Regions from separate parts of the Homo sapiens genome. Here region 2 is linked to region 1. The links are chromatin loops, found by intact Hi-C in ENCODE. Cell type or tissue: endothelial cell of umbilical vein. All regions are shown on one strand.

The links. Peaks named below come from ENCODE experiments on the same cell type or tissue, not always from the same donor. Only the 100,000 strongest peaks of a DNase experiment are listed, where the experiment ranks them.
Region 2: a loop joins it to region 1, with 3 times the contacts of the local background. A loop is called at or near these places in 1 of 110 quality-filtered maps.

Annotation. Positions count from the first base shown.
Region 1 is chr1:67,719,209-67,727,208 of GRCh38, forward strand. All of the region lies in intron 2 of GNG12 (G protein subunit gamma 12), which reads right to left. Among named protein-coding and RNA genes, the nearest start is that of GADD45A, 38 kb to the left of the region's middle. In endothelial cell of umbilical vein, no CTCF peak of the experiment used is centred here; DNase peaks (open chromatin) are centred at 753, 4,593, 5,913 and 7,223; H3K27ac peaks cover 4,948 bases.
Region 2 is chr1:67,260,500-67,268,499 of GRCh38, forward strand. It overlaps a transcript of IL23R not described here and the pseudogene RNU4ATAC4P. Among named protein-coding and RNA genes, the nearest start is that of IL12RB2, 43 kb to the right of the region's middle. RefSeq lists an enhancer at 4,557-4,656. In endothelial cell of umbilical vein, no CTCF peak of the experiment used is centred here; a DNase peak (open chromatin) is centred at 4,582; H3K27ac peaks cover 1,596 bases.

The DNA of each region.
Region 1 (8,000 bases):
CTCTGTCTTCTTCTCTTGACCTATTTAAATTCTCCTTTTGTAGGCCCTAGTTCACATCACCTCTTCCAAGGACGGTCTGTCTCCCTAATTAATTTTGTTTATAGTAATTAATTCCCTTCATGAATTCCTGCTACATGCTTACATCTTATGGGTTCAAGGATTCCTGAGGGTGGGTCATGAATGCAAAAGGTGGGCATGGGGAGTTGTGCACTAATGCCCTAAAACTGTATGCAAAATCTGGTGTGTGTGCTTATGTTTTGCTTTTTTTTGTTTTCCGAAGGACAAGATTTATAGCCACCGTCAAGCTTTCAAAAAGGTCTATAACACCATTTATTTCAATGGTTAATTGTATGTTATTTAGTGCCTACTGTGTATAAATATTGTCTTCCCACTGTTGGCTTGGTAATAATATAGCAACTACACTTATTCATTACTATATGCCAGCTACTGTGTCAAGTACTCTGTGCAGATACTAATTCATTTGATATTTTCTGCAACTATAGGAGGTTGGGTTTATCATACCTACTGAGATCAAAAGCTCAGGACAGTTGCATAATTTGCCCAAGATCATACAGCTATTACATGGCAGAAAGAGGATTTCAACCCAGATATCTGACTTTAAAGCCATGCCCTAAGCAGACAGCTGAGTTATCCCATGCCATCTTCTCTCATATTGACTAATGTGGAGAATGAGGCCTCAATTAAAACTGGATTAGATTAAGACATGCGATGTAGCAACCAACACATCAGCCAGCCTGAGTCTCGCACCCTGGGTGTTTGCGTGCCCAGTGTTTGTTTTCTTAGAAACAGGATACACCTTGCTGCTCCTTCCTACAAGTATCCCGTGAAATACTGACTGTTCTGAGCCCACAGATGCTCACTTGCTTGGTGGCCTGCACAGCTCTGAGAAGCCTGGGTGGAGCTTCTGATGTTTCCATGCATTTGATTAGGGCCAGTTGCTGGTGCTCTGAACTTTCACCTCCAGCATGAGATGGCCACTTGTGTGGCACCAAGATTCCAAGGGACCATGCACACTCATCCTGTGCCCCAAATAAGTTTTCAGCTGGTGAAGGCGGGCCCATGGGGAGTAGCCCTCGGATGGGGACCCATGAAGGAGTGGAACTTAGCCCCTTCTGTGCTCTGCTGGACCAGAATCCAGTAACACACAGACATGTGTTTACAGTCAACACTAAGAATGACGTTTACAAACAAGTTTTACTCTCTAACTAGTATAGCAAGACGGCTGACAAAAGATTTGCTGATATCTGCATGGCTGGCTTAGGAGAGCCAGATATCTCATGTGCTTATCCATAAATGAATAGATGAATGGATAAATTCAGCAATTATTTAATATTGAAAACAAAAGCTAACATTTAGAGTGCTTTTTCTGTGCCAGGCACTGTGTTAAGGGCTTTAGATAAAATTATTTTATTTACTCTTCACAACATCCCTGATAAAGGCATTACTATTATTCATTAACTAGTTTTCAAATTCTAAAAGAATATATACATGAGCAAATAATTTAAACAGTCTAAAAGGTTATACGACAAAAACTAGGTCTCCTGGTACTCCTGGCTTTCCCAGGCAACAACTGTTATCAGCTTTTCCTGTTTCCTTCTGACATCCCATGCATATATAGACATGATTATGCTTATATCTGTCTTTAAAAATAGAAATGGGAGCATATTATACACATTGCTCTGAACCTTGTCTTTATTTTGATTAATAATATATTCTTAAGACCATGGTAAAGTTAGTTTTATTAACCCATTTTCCAAGTGAAGCTCTCAGAGATACCTAGTTAATAAGCTCCAGGGCTGACATGAAGCCTGGTGCTCCTAGCCATCACTCCACACTGCAGGCCTCCTGCATCCCTCAGAAAGCTTCTGAGCCTGCAGAGAGGAAGTGGGAATGATCAGGGAAGCAGAAGAAAAAAATTCCTGCCCTAAAAGAACTCACTGCTTTTAGGAGCAAACAATACTATATGAAGTGAGAGAATATTTCCAAACAACTTAAGAATATATCCAGGACACAGGTTCACAGTACTCCAAGGTGCTAAGCATGTGTGAAGGAAGGAGCCCCAGAGTGGAGTGACTCCAGCAAGGAAGTCCGCTACAGCTATGGTTCTAAACGCGTGGTCACACCAGCCAGCAGCATGAGCATCGCCTGGGAGCCCCTTAGAAATGCAAATCCACAAAACTCATCCCAGATCTACTGAATCAGAAACTCTGGGAGTGGGCCTGGCAGTCTGTTTTAACAATCCTTATGAATGATTTTGATGCTCCCTAAAGCTTAAGGACCACCCCACTAGAAGGAGGTAATTTCTAGATAGAGCTTTTCAACAGAAGGATGATCCAGCTATCAAGTAAATTAGCATCAGTCTATTTAAGCCAAGATTGATCCATATTCTTAGCATTATCCTAGGACTAAGCTGAGAATGGGGGATACACAGACAGACCCTACATCTTAAGAAGGTTATTCCTGGCAAGGGACATAATATCAATCTGCCTAAGAAAAGAGGCAGAATATTCCAAATTCCCTGGTTGAGGGCTCTACCTCTTATCTGTGATGAAGTGGTCTGTGGCCCTTTTGATACCTAAACCCAGACAACTTGTAATTCCCTACGTGACCAACTGGGATTCCTTCCCATCAGCATTCCTGCTCTCTGCTCCCCTGGCTGAGCAGGGCTGGAGGTTGTCTGAAATGGAATCCTTTACCCTGGATATTGCCCACAATGTAGCTAATCTACCCCCAGTTCTTGGTGGGCTGACAAAGCAGAAGAACACAGAAAGAACAACAGAGATATTTATGATTCTAGTCTTAAAGCCCTAGCATCTGACCCACATTAAGAAGAGGGCATGCTTTCTAATATTGCTAAGCAAATAGGAGCTCACCCACTTCCTTAGAATGCACTTAAAAAAAAAGAAACCGAAAAGCCCAAACACCTGATGGGAGGGTTGAAAATGAGGCAACTGGCACATGGTGCTGCATCCATTTTAGGAGAAGAGAAATTAAATTCCTAGGGAGCCATTCCTCTGTGTTGAGTTGTGTCAGCTTCTTGAAGGGGCAGGAGAAATGGATTCAGGAGAGAAAAAGGCTGAGAAAGGACAGAGAAGAGTGTGTACAGCTCGCTGACATTTGCAGTCGCCAGCTGGGGCTGGGCTTCACCAACAAACAATGAATGTGGGCGACTGGGCTGGTGGTTAAAGGGCTTACAACTCCAGCACGATGGACTGAGTCCTGCACATAAATAAGGAATGTAAGTGGGTCAGTAAAACATGCCAAAGGCAAGCAGTAGGTGCTTAGAGAAAGGATGGTCAGTGAGGACTTGAGTAGCCAGAAGACAGATGGAGGAGAGAGGTCTTAAATGAGTCAATCCTTGAAGGGTAGGAACTTGACAGGTGGGGGTGGGGAGAATTTCAAAACAGTTACTGAGGGGAGTGGTAGACAGCAGATTAAAGTTAACTTTCTCATGTGGAATGGGAGCCACCAAAGGTTTCTGAGCAGAAAAAGCAGGCATAAGGGAACACTGTGGGGAAAATGATTGAGCAACCTCCTATGCAGGGTGGAACAGAAATGGGAGACAGTGAAAGACAAAGTAGACTATTTCCATACAAGGTTCAGGAGCAGGCAACATGGTCAGGGCTTGGGGTCAGATGAAACTGGGTTCAATTGGGATTCTGCCACTTAATGTTGTATAATATTGAACAAATCACTCTCCCTGAGCCCTCAGATTCTCTATCTGTAAAACAGGATAACAAGAGTGCCTATCTCACAGGACTGTAATGATTAAATAATAAAGAGGCAGCACATAGAAACCACCCAGTGTTCATCTATCTATCAAACATCATTATTATTAGGAGTTAGTGCATGAGATTTCAAACAGATGGAAGCAATTACAATGCAAAAAATTTTTTAAAAGCTGGATGTGAGAGCTGTGAAAATGTAAGAATGAATAAGACTCCATTCTTGGGGCTGAATGGGAGTGACAGCCCAGAAATGGCTGTTGATTTCCAAGGGGTGCATGAAGAAAAGTGCAGAGGATGGCTTTGAGCCTTTCTCACTTGGATGGGGATAGTAGGGCAGTTTCAAAGGAGCAGAGACAGGCTGAGGGAAGCCACCCTGGACAGGGCAACATCCTCACAAAAGGTAGGGAAACAGAGGGAGTGTTAGGGAGGAAGGGTAAGTTAATGCTGTATAAATACGTTTAGTTAAAAACATATTATACCAAGAAAACAGAAGAATGTACTTCAAGATGTAGCTATTGCCAGGTTGTATGAATTTTAGGGGATTTTTAGTGTTGTTTTCTATGTACTCTGGTAGTTGTGAGTTTTTCATTTTTTGGAATTAAGAGTTAATATTTATATACCACTTACACTTGCCAAGCATTGTTCTAAGGGCTTTACAGATATTAACTTAATTTTCAAAACAATGCTATGAGGTTATTCCCATTGTTCTTCCTAGTTTAGAATTAAGGGAACTGAGGGAGGCAGCCACTTAGAACACGGCCAAGGTCAGAAAGAAGGTTAATGGAGGAGTCAGCACTCTAATCCTGGCAGCCTGGCTCCTGATTCTATGCTCTTTAACCACATATGATACTTTTATGATTAAGAAAAGAAAAACACCTAGTAATTGTTATTCACAAAACCAGGGGGAGGAGTTATTAGTCACTTTACGGGGTAAAAGGAAGTAGAGGGCAAGAACAGCTCACAGATGACTGGGAGTTACTGGGGACTGCTGAGTAGTTTCCACAGCTTGAAGGGAATGGAGGTCAAATGATAAGGGGCTGAACACAGAACTATTAATTCAGGGACCAGGCAGTGACTACAGAGGAATATTTAGAAAAATTTGGCAGTGTAGTCAAGACAAGGAATTGTATCGAAACTTTCAGGGGCAGGAGGGTTGTTTCAGAGATGGTTGGCACTGGAGCATTTCCAGAAACAGAGGAGGAGAGTTGAGAAACTAGGGAGAGTGAAGATGTGCAAAGAGGGTAACTGAGAGGGCAGAAGGGGATGAGCTCAGGACTGCGCTCAGAAATTGGTCAAAAGAGGAGCTGATAAACCAGAACTGGAGGATACAGTGGTGGAAAAGCAGGAAGGAATGAACTGCTCATACAATACAGGTGAATCTCTCAGATATTATATTGAACAAAAAAGCCAGTTATAGAAGAGCATGCACTGTCAATTCCATTCGTTCATTCGAGACGAAATCTCACTCTGTCGCCAGGCTGGAGTGCAGTGGCGTGATCTTGGCTCACTGCAACCTCCGCTTCCCAGGTTCAAGTGATTCTCCTGCCTCAGCCTCCTGAGTAGCTGGGACTATGGGCATGTGCTTCCAAGCCCGGCTAATTTTTGTATTTTTAGTAGAGATGGGGTTTCACCATGTTCACCAGGCTGGCCTCGAACTCCTGACCTCAGGAGATCCACACACCTTGGCCTCCCAAAGTGCTGGGATTACAGGTGTCAGCCACCGCGCCTGGCCCAATTCTATTCATATAAAGTTCAGGAACAGGCAAAATGCATCTACAGTGATAGAAACTATAAGAGTACAGAGTGGGTGGGGATATGGATGAAGAAAGACTGGCTATGAGTTAGTTGTTAACTGCTGCAGCCAGGTCACTTCAACAATTAAACTGCATGAGGTTCATTCTACTTTTATATATGTTTGAAAATTAAAAAAATTAAAAGTCTATAGTCCTAAACATGTCATAACATATTATATGATAATTAACATTATCAGTTATTTTTATCATTATTTGTCATGAAAGAATGGAAGACACGTTAATTATTATCTACAATTTCCTTCTTTAGATCATGATCTAACAAGTATGTCCAATGTCCACAGCACAAAGGAAGCAGCTGCCTTTTGAGGGAGCATGGACAGGATTAAAAAAGCCACAATCTGGGCCCTCTGCCCATTTCACACAATGCTCAGGCTCTGGGTCACAGACATCCAATTTTTACTTGCCAGGAAGCATCATTCCTTGGAGGTACGCATGAAAAAGGAAAGGCCCAACACTGTGGTGCAGATACTCCTAACTTTGACATGCCAAAAAATGCAAAATAGGATACTTAATTTTTCTTTCTTCCCTCATCTCACCTTCTCCCATAACACGCTAGCAAGGAAACATGCCCTCACCACCTTTTAAACATGTCTGGATTTGAGGAAACATGTCTGTCAAACATGTCTGTACTTTGAAAAAGGTCAAAGTCTGTGGAATTTCTGGGGTGACCAGCAAGGTGAACATTTTGTGTTGGCCCTCATGGTTAAAGTACTTGTTTTGAGACTCACAGTATCTAAATGTTTATATATTTTCAAAGGGGAAAGGACTGATGATACAAGATGTTCCCAAGTCAACTTCTGACAGTTCTAACTCATTCCCTAAATTGATTAGAATTCTCTCTCTCTAAAAGCAAACTTGATAACAGCTTCTTTTTAAAAGTGTTACTTGAGGGAAAACATGGGACAGAAATCAAAGCAAGCCATTTAAAGTCCAAACCCAATCAGCAACATCAATACAATTTACATAACATGGCACCCATACAGTACGTTTATACTTTAGTTCACTGAGTTTTGTATTTCAGAATGTCTCCAGTTCATCTTAAGGAGTGACATAAAATTTCTCAGAAATATTATTTCAAGTTCATTAAAATTTTTCTTTAAATAGGTACAGAACTTTTAACATATGTGGTTGAGTCAAACAAAACATGACGGAGCATCACTTACAACAAATGAAAAGATGACACCAATTTAAATACTCATGTTACTATAAACAACTTGCTTGTTAAGTTTTACTCACTCAAATTTAAGAATATCACAAAATGAGAGCATGAAGTGGAATGGAGTAGGAGGATTCCTGTCTGTAATCCCCCTAAAAGAACTTCCACGGCTAATTTCAGCCTCAGGTTTCTTGGGCCAGACCTATTTGAAATATTCTGCTTCTTTTGGTATATCAGTAACTGACCAGGCCATGGGTCCCAAGCATTGGCTTTTTAAAACTATAGTCAGCAGACTTTTCACAAATATTGACATCTACTTCACCCATGAGAGTCTTTAAGTTGAATCCTCTATCTGATGGTGGGCACCTCATATTATATTGTGCTTTATATCTTCCATATGCAATACACAAAGAATAAGTATGTGCTGATTTATCATGAGTCACATGGATGGTCTTGGCAGGAAGTGACAGCTTTGTCATTCTTTTTCATAATTCAGGAAACACAGGAACAACATATGCCTTGGGTTGGGCACAGAGTGAGAACTCAATAAACACTTCATCCAGTGAAATGATGACACAGAAATCTGTGGCAGTGCTTTAGTTGAGTGATAAGGGCTTGAACCCAATGTGTGAAAGCCAGAATTTATGAAACAAATGAGATGATGTCACATTACAAAAAGATTCCTCCTAAGACTTTCCCAAATGTATTATCTATTGAATGAAAAGGTTAAGTCAGAGAAACTAATTGTTTAGCTTTTTTCTAGTTAAATATCAATTAGGAACTGTAATGCACATCTCTAAATCAAAATATAACATTTCTGCACAACATCTTGTGTGTTCTGAGTATAACTCTACTTAAGTTCCCAAAGTACATTACTAGTGCATGTGTTCTCATCATTCTTGTACTTGTGAAAGGGAGGGTGATATAGACTTTGGTTTTAGGATACCCACTACCTTTGGTTTCAGGCTACCCACTACCTTTGGTTTCAAAAGCCGCTCCTCTTCTGATGTCTGTTCTTGGTGTATTAAGGACAAATACTGGAAATTATACATGTGACCCTGCAAGCTTTGGAAAGAAAGAAGTGCGCCAAGTGCCTCCATTGCTTAAATCTGCCTGTGCAGGTCAATTACTTAAAGTGGAGGGAAATAGGGCTGCGTCCAAGGGTAATTCATCTTATGAGTGGCACTGGGCATAATATACACTTTAAAGCAAATCCTAACAGGTAATACAACAATATTATGCCTTTTATTTACTTACTTATTTAATTGCAAAGTTAATTAA
Region 2 (8,000 bases), 460 kb before region 1:
GCCTTTCTACTGAGCTGTACAAGTGCCCTCAGAAGCCTCCCAAGCAGTGTTCCTTATGGCCACAATCCATAAGGACTGGAGTAGGAGATTAAATCTATCTACCAATGATGTCAATATGGAAAAGTGGTTGATCTTTAAAAATGAAATACATATTTTAAGCTGAGAAATGTTACCCAGCAGACTATTGTGATTAATATTTATGGGCAAGGACAACTTTTCTGAATGATCAGAACAGTTTAAAATAGGGTAGAGTAGGGCATGTAAATTCATGCCTATAGTCCTAGCTACTCAGGAGGCTGAGGCGGAAGGAACACTTGAGCCCAAGAGTTAGACACTGCAGTGCGCTATGATCAATGATCATGTGCCAGAGCAAGACCCCGTCTCTAAAAAATAAATAAATATTCGTTCATTCATTCATTAAAATAGGTAGATTACACACTGAATTTCTTTTTCTCCTCCAACAGTTGTCAATTTATACTCATATTTAGTCATTTAATTTTATTATGAAAAATCAAGCAGTTAATTTTAAAAAGACTCATTGCTTACTATGTCTTTAGCAAATGAGCAGGCTATTTTGTTTTACTTTTTTTTTTTTTGATAAAAATCTAAAAGCAATTTTATGGTCATTAAGTATCCTTGAAATGAGGTTGACTGTATATCCCAGTTTGCCCTGGTTTCTGTCCATTGTCCTATTGTTAATTATGACCAATAACTGCCCTCATTCACTCTCAGAAGCATCCCTTATTTGGATAATAAATCATATGGTCACTCAAGACTACTTAATGTCCAGCATGTAAGTAATTCATCAGAAATTTATCTTTTTTTTTTTTTTTGCACTGACAATCCTCTTTATTTTACTTTTTATCATTTACTAAGGCCATTTTGCTCCAAAAGGGTATTACTATTCATACTGTAAAAAAAAGTATCCCCTGATACTTTTACATAGTGTAAAAAAAAAAAAAAGTTATCCCCCAGATAAACTCTATTCTGTTTATCCTAAAATATGTATATATTTTTTGTACTTTGCATATTCTGAAAGGAATATATTTTAAATCACTAATGAAATGCTAATCTTAAATACCTTGACTTGTAAATTGCCGTATGCCTTTGCTTGATTCTTTTGCAAAAGGAGAATCATAAAGTAGCCAAGAAGGAGGTAGCATTTGAGATTGAAATAACAAAAGACTAAGATAAATCTTTGATGTTTGCAAACCTGATGAAGACGTCTGGTAACATGTGAAGAATATTTTTATAGTACGTTTCACCATAATTGTAATCTATCACACATGAAAAAAGCTTTTATCAAGCTTAAAGGATTACAGCATTGTTTGATCTTCTGCAAATGTTTCCACTGCAGCGAGTGCCTCCTTTTCGCCCCCTAGAGTGGGAAGGAAGCTGCTTTCTCATTCTGTGGTGTCTTAACCCACATCACTATTCAGCACAAAGGAGACACTTCTGATTCTGTCTTTGCCATTAGCCCTTGTTGGTCCCAATGGACTAGAAATTGAGGCTATACCTGCAATGGGAGCAATGTACCTGCCTTTGTCCCAACTCAGGGGAAAAATTCAAGCTGCTTTATCACAATGCAAACTTCGCGGGGGAGAAAGGGTTTCTTTCTATAATTCTTGTATTCAAGAAGGATTCATTGAACTACTGAATGTCCTTACTGTTATATGTGCAAGGCCATTTGAAGGATATGGATTTAACAAAACCAGTCAATCCCTGCAGGCTTGGGGCTTATATCCTAGGGGGAAGAGACAGACAGTAAATTAGGACAAGTCATTGCCCCCAAGGAGCTTACATTTTAGTAGGGGAAGAGGCCAGAGGTAGGGGGTGGAGAGAGGCAGAAAAAAATAAAGGAAAATGTCAGATAATAAGTGCTGTCTAGAGAGGTAAAATGGGATAATGTGGTGGATAGCAAATCGGTGGCCACTTTACACTGGGTGGTCAGGAAAGACCACTCCCAGGAAGTGATACTGATGTTCATCTGAGTCTCAGGTAAGAGCCAGCTTGCCACTGACAAATCCTTCTATAGAGAAAGCCTTGAGTGGCTAATGTCTTTACTTCTTTCCCTCCCGTACAACTTGCCACTGATTATCTTCCACCCTGACCACTCCCCACCTCCCATCTTAACCTTCTTAAGCCAGAATTTTCTGCAGATTCTGAGGACAAGTGCATACCTATTCATCTTTCTATCTAGCTCTTGTGTCTATTATTAACTTTCTTTCTCTGAGTCTCACAATCTTTTAAGTCGCTGATTCCTAAAGGGGCATGTCCTGCTTCTTGGTATGGGTAAAGGGGAAGGAAGAAGAGAGAAAAAGCCTCTCAAGGTATCAATCAGAGGGAGGAAGGGAAGAGAAATACAAAGAAAGGCAGGTTGATACTTAGGAATGCTGAAGCAAAATGGAGTGTCATAGTTCTGGACAACACTAATGCTGACTAAGGAATATCGTTTCCTCCTGCTCTAGTATCTTTCTCTCCCTCTCCCTCCCTTTTCTTACATAAAAACCAAGGAGGAGGTGCAAGTCAAGTACAGTTTAGGGATGTTTGCTTGGTACGTGTGCAGGTGTGTACGTGTGTGTGCGTGTGTGTGTTTAATTGGAATTTCTTTCCTTTTTTTTTTTTTTTTTTTTAACAGGTCACCCAGGCTGGTGCACAATCACAGCTCACCACAGCCTCAACCTCCCAGGCCCAAGCAATTCCCCTATCCCAGCCTCCTGAGTAGCAAGTGCACATCACCATACCCAGCTATATTTTAAATTTTTTGTAGAGACAGAGTCTCATCATTTTGCCCAGGCCTGGACTCAAACTCCTGGGCTCAAGCAATCCTTCCACCTTGGCCTCTCAAAGTACTGGGAATTATAGGCATGAACCACTGCACCCAGACTAAAATTAGGATTTCTTTTTAGTTATAAATAGTATTGAAGAGAGGCTTATGAGTTTTTAAGGTGTGGTTTTCAGGTAATGTGGGTTGCTGTTTGGCCTTCCAGTGTGTTCCCTTGAGTGGCTAATTCTTATATTTAGTCATTCTCCCTTTGACATAGAGACAGCACATGACTATGGCATTGAGCAAAAGTTTTCAAAAATTAATTTTAGCAATTGATTCTCTTTCTCCAAATGCAATCTGTTGGCTAGGCACAGTGGCTCACGCCTGTAATTTCAACACTTTGGGAGGCTGAGGTGGGCAGATCACTTGAGGTCTGGAGTTTGAGACCAGCCTGGCCAACATGATGCAACCCAATCTCGACTAAAAATACAAAACTTATCTGGGCATGGCGGTGCCTAACCCAGGAGGTGGAGGTTGCAGTGAGCCAAGATTGTGCCACTGCACTCCAGCCTAGGCAACAGAGCGAGACTCCATCGCAAAAAAAAAAAAAAGCAATCTGTTGTAGAATCCTTAAATGTAAAACGGATGAAAGCAAATCTCCTGTTGAAACAGACCTTGGAGGTCATACCTGTGCCCTCTGCTTCTCCCTCTCTCTTCTCCGCCCTTGCCTCTGAAGCAACATGAAAAGCTGAGGCTAGGAGCTGTGCTCTTCTATACTTAGGAGACTGGGATGCTGGACCAACCTTGAGAAGCCTGTGCTTTAGAACTGAACCTTACTCTGCACTTTAGCCACAGGCTATCAACGCAGGCTCAGGGGACCAAAACCAAACCTTCCTATACTGAGATTAATGACTGCAAAAAGGGCTTTCTCTCAGAGGCTGCTAATAGAGGCAGTTCTATTCACAATAATTAACTTGCTTCTCCCAATTACTTTACCATAAATGTCTGGGCTTTGTTCAAGTTTATGTTCTTTTTAAGATCACTAAGAATAAAATACTGTGTTGTGAACATAATTAGATTTTATAAACCCAAAGACTCTGGAATTATGCTGTGGTTTATCTCTTTATGAAGCAATTATACCAATTATAGAAGATAATGTTTTAATGGGAAATATTACCCATTTGGCAGACACTATTGGTTTAAAATAAAAGAAGTGATTAAAAACAACTTATGAATCTCTCTTGGGTAAAAGAATGAAAACAATATAACATAATTGGGTTCTGATTCATAAAATGAATTGTACACAACTTTCTTCGATGCTGTAGTTAAGACAAAATTACAAGAAAGTCTAACAAAGGTTTGACAGAATGTTATTATGTGTCTTTCCTACTGCTAAGATTACATCATTAAACCCCAATTAATGTTTTATGTTAAGGCTTTCTTAGCCATTTTGCTAATTTCACTTTTCAACTTAAGATAACCACACTGCACCTTTTAGATCCAGAATTCCCATCAATTTCCTGAAGATGCATTCCCATTATGATTATTTTCAGGAATACAAGTTATTATCTAATTCTCATAATTAGCATTTAGCAACAGATTAGGAACTTATTCTTAAATGGTCCATTTTTGTCTGGGGTAGTAAAAGTATTCTGGGCTACTTTTATGAGACGGGGTTGGGGGGGAACCCTAAACAACAGTGTTACAGAAGCATAACTCTTTCCTGAGATTGTTGGTTTAAAAATTCAAGCAAAACAAAATGCTGTTTCTAACCATAAAGGCATACCTAAAATTAGAGACTGTCAGAGCACAGGAAGGAAATCATAAATAGCCAAACACTGGAACACAAGTGTGAGGTACGGAAGTCAATAAACGTTACTGTTTTCTTTCTGTTCACATCCTGTCTGAGAATTGTATTAGAGGAGAGCAAGAGAGAAAGAATGCAACAGTAAAATAAAGGGAATGCATTTTTATTTCTGAACTACACAGTAATTCATGAAAACACACTTTTTAAAAATCAAAGGAATACCAGTGTAAATGGAGTGAAAAGTGACAGTTGCTATTCACTCCTTTTTTTCCCACTCCTACCCCATCATCAAAGGTAATGACTCTCAGCAAATTATGAGGTTTTTCCTAGTATTTTTATTTAAATGATAAAATATGATATTGTCCTATGACATGCTATTTTTAACCTAACAATATGTCTCAGAAATCTTCACATGTCATTATATGTAGCTTTACCTTATTCTTTTAAACAATTGCCCTAATAATCTATAGAATAAATTTCAATAATATATTAACCTAATCTATTAATGAACATTTAGGTTATTTCCAATTTTTCACTAGTACACCTATTCCTTTAATAATTCCTCTTGTACATATGTTTATACACATATAAGAATTTTGTGTGTTAGGTTGTCAGGGACAGATACCTAAATGTGGAATTGCTGGGCCAAGAGACAGAAAGGAAGATAAAATCATTTACATTTTGCAGCCAGGTGTGGTGGTGTGCTCCTGTGATCCCAGCTACTTGGGAAGCTGAAGTAGGAGGACTGCTTGAGCCCAGGAGTCCAACACCAGCTTCACAACATACCAAGACCCTGTCTCAAAAAAAAAAAATTAGATTTTGGTAAGTATTACCAATTATTTCTCTAAAAAGAGTTTGCCAATATTATTAGTACGTAAAATGTTTGCCAACCTGATGGGTATCTTGTTTGCATTTTTTTAGAAGATGAGGTTGAATATTTTATTTGTTTATTGCTTTTTTGTATTTCTTATTTTTTGGTTCACCTTTGTTATATTATTTGGTCATTTTTCTACTGAGTTGTTGGTTATAGTCTTAGTCATTTGCAGGAGTGCTTAATATAAATCTTTTCTGTTATATATGTTCTAAATACGTTTTCCCAGCCTGTGTGTTATTTTTTTATCTTCATGTTTTCTTTTGCCAAACAAAAGTTTTAAAATTGTATGCAGTCAATCTGTTGCCATTTTTCTTTATGACTTCTAGACTGGGTATCATGTTTAGTGTCAAAAGACAAAATCACAACAAATTTAGTTCAAAGATCTTATGTGGGGCCGGGTGCTGTGGCTCAAGCCTGTAATTCCAGCACTTTGGGAGGCCAAGGTAGGTGGATCACCTGAGGTCAGGAGTTCGAGACCAGCCTGGCCAACATGCTGAAACCCCTTCTCTACTAAAAATACAAAAATTAGCTGGGAATGGTGGCACGTGCCTGTAATCCCAGCTACTCAGGAGGCTGAGACAAGAGAATTGCTTGAACCTAGGAGGCGGAGGTTGCAGTAGGCCAAAATTGCACCATTGCACTCCAGCCTGGGCAACAGAGCGAGACTCCATCTCAAAAAAAAAAAAAGATCTTAATTGAGGTCAGGTGCTTTGGCTCATGCCTGTAATCCCAAAACTTTGGGAGGCTGAGGTGGGAGGATTGCTTGAGCTTGGGAATTCAAGGCCAGCCTGGGCAATATAGTGAGACCCTATCACTATTAAAAAGAATAAAGAATTTTAAAAATATTTTTAAAAAATTTTAATTGTCTTTTATTTGCAATTCTAGAATCGGACAACACCTCATACTATAAAACAGAGTGAGTGTTCTGATGAGCTGAGCAGAGGAGGTTGATTTAAGGAACTTTCTTATCACGCTGGCGAAAACTGGCCTGTTTAGGGATTTGGCTGTTATCTCTGTGTCCTGATTTGTTGAAAGGTCAGATAAAGATCTTAGTTTCAGCAGGTTAGTGTGGAACTTCAGCATGACTGACTCCAGTTTGGTTTTGTCTGTTGGGCCTAGTACAGGAGCTCAGTCCAAACCAATGATCTATTATACATTTGATTTAACATTAGTAAAATATGTATTTACGCTAGAACATGTAGTGGTGTAATATAGTCTGAACGTTGTCCCCATCTAATCTTATATTGAATTGTAATCCTCAGTATTGGATGGAGGTTGGGCCTGGTGACAGGTGACTGGATCACAGGGGCAGATCTCTCAGGAATGACTTAGCACCATCTCTTTTGTAGTAAGTGAGTTCTCAAGAGAGCTGGTTGTTTAAAAGTGTGTAGCACCTTTCCCTTCTCTCTCTCTTGCTTCTGCTCTCCCTGTGTGAGATGCCTGCTCCTGCTTCACCGTCCACCATGATTGTAAGCAGCCCAAAGCTTCACCAGAAGCAAAGCAGCTACCAGTGCCATGCTTCATGTATAGCCTGCAGAACTGTGAGCCAATTAAACCTCCTTTCTTTATAAATTACCCAGCCTCAGGTATTTCTTTTTTTTCTTCCTTTTCAAAAACATTTTTTTTCAATTTCATGGAAAAGAGGTTTTTCATTTTTCCAAAAATTGTACCAAGGTAAAGCAAAGTTCTAGTTGATGCAGGTGCATTGTATAGGCGTTAGCAATACTGCCCTCATTATGCACTCATTAGACAGTAGTGCAACCCCAAGAAAAGGATGGTTAGATATTTCTTTATAGCAATGCAAGAACAGCCTAACATACGGTGATATTAAGCAATGGGAGAACAGTGGGCATTAGAAGACACAGATCAGATTAGAATCTACCTTTCTGGCTGGATGCGGTAGCTCACACCTGTAATCCCAGTACTTTGCGGGGCTGAGGCGGGCAGATCACCTGAGGTGAGGAGTTTGAGAGTAGTCTGGCCAACATGGTGAAACCCTGTCTCTACTAAAAATACAAAAAATTAGTTGGGCATGGTGGCACACGCCTGTAATCCCAGCTACTAGGGAGGATGAGGCAGGAGAATCATTTGAACCGGCGAGGCGGAGGTTGCAGTGAGCCGAGATCGCACCATTGCACCCCAGCCTGGGCGACAGAGCAAAACTCTGTCTCAAAAATAAATAAATAAAAAGAATCCACCTTTCTCAGACCCTGGCTATGTGGTTTCCAGCAAACCCTTAACCAGGAGGATTCAGTTTCTTTTTCCTTAAAAAAGATCCTATTAATATCTTCCTCTGGCCATTCGTTGAGAACATTAAATTAAATAACATTTGGAAACACTGGCAGGCTAGTCAGAGTGGCTCATGCCTGTAATCCCAGCACTGTGGGAGGCCAAGGCCAGTGGATCACTTGAGCTCAGTACATTGAGACCAGCCTGGGCAACATGGCAAAACCCAATCTCTACAAAAAATTAGCCAGGTGTGGTGGTGTGTGCCTATAGTCCCAGCTACTCAGGAGGCTGAGGTGGGAGGACTGCTTCAGCCTGGGAGGCAG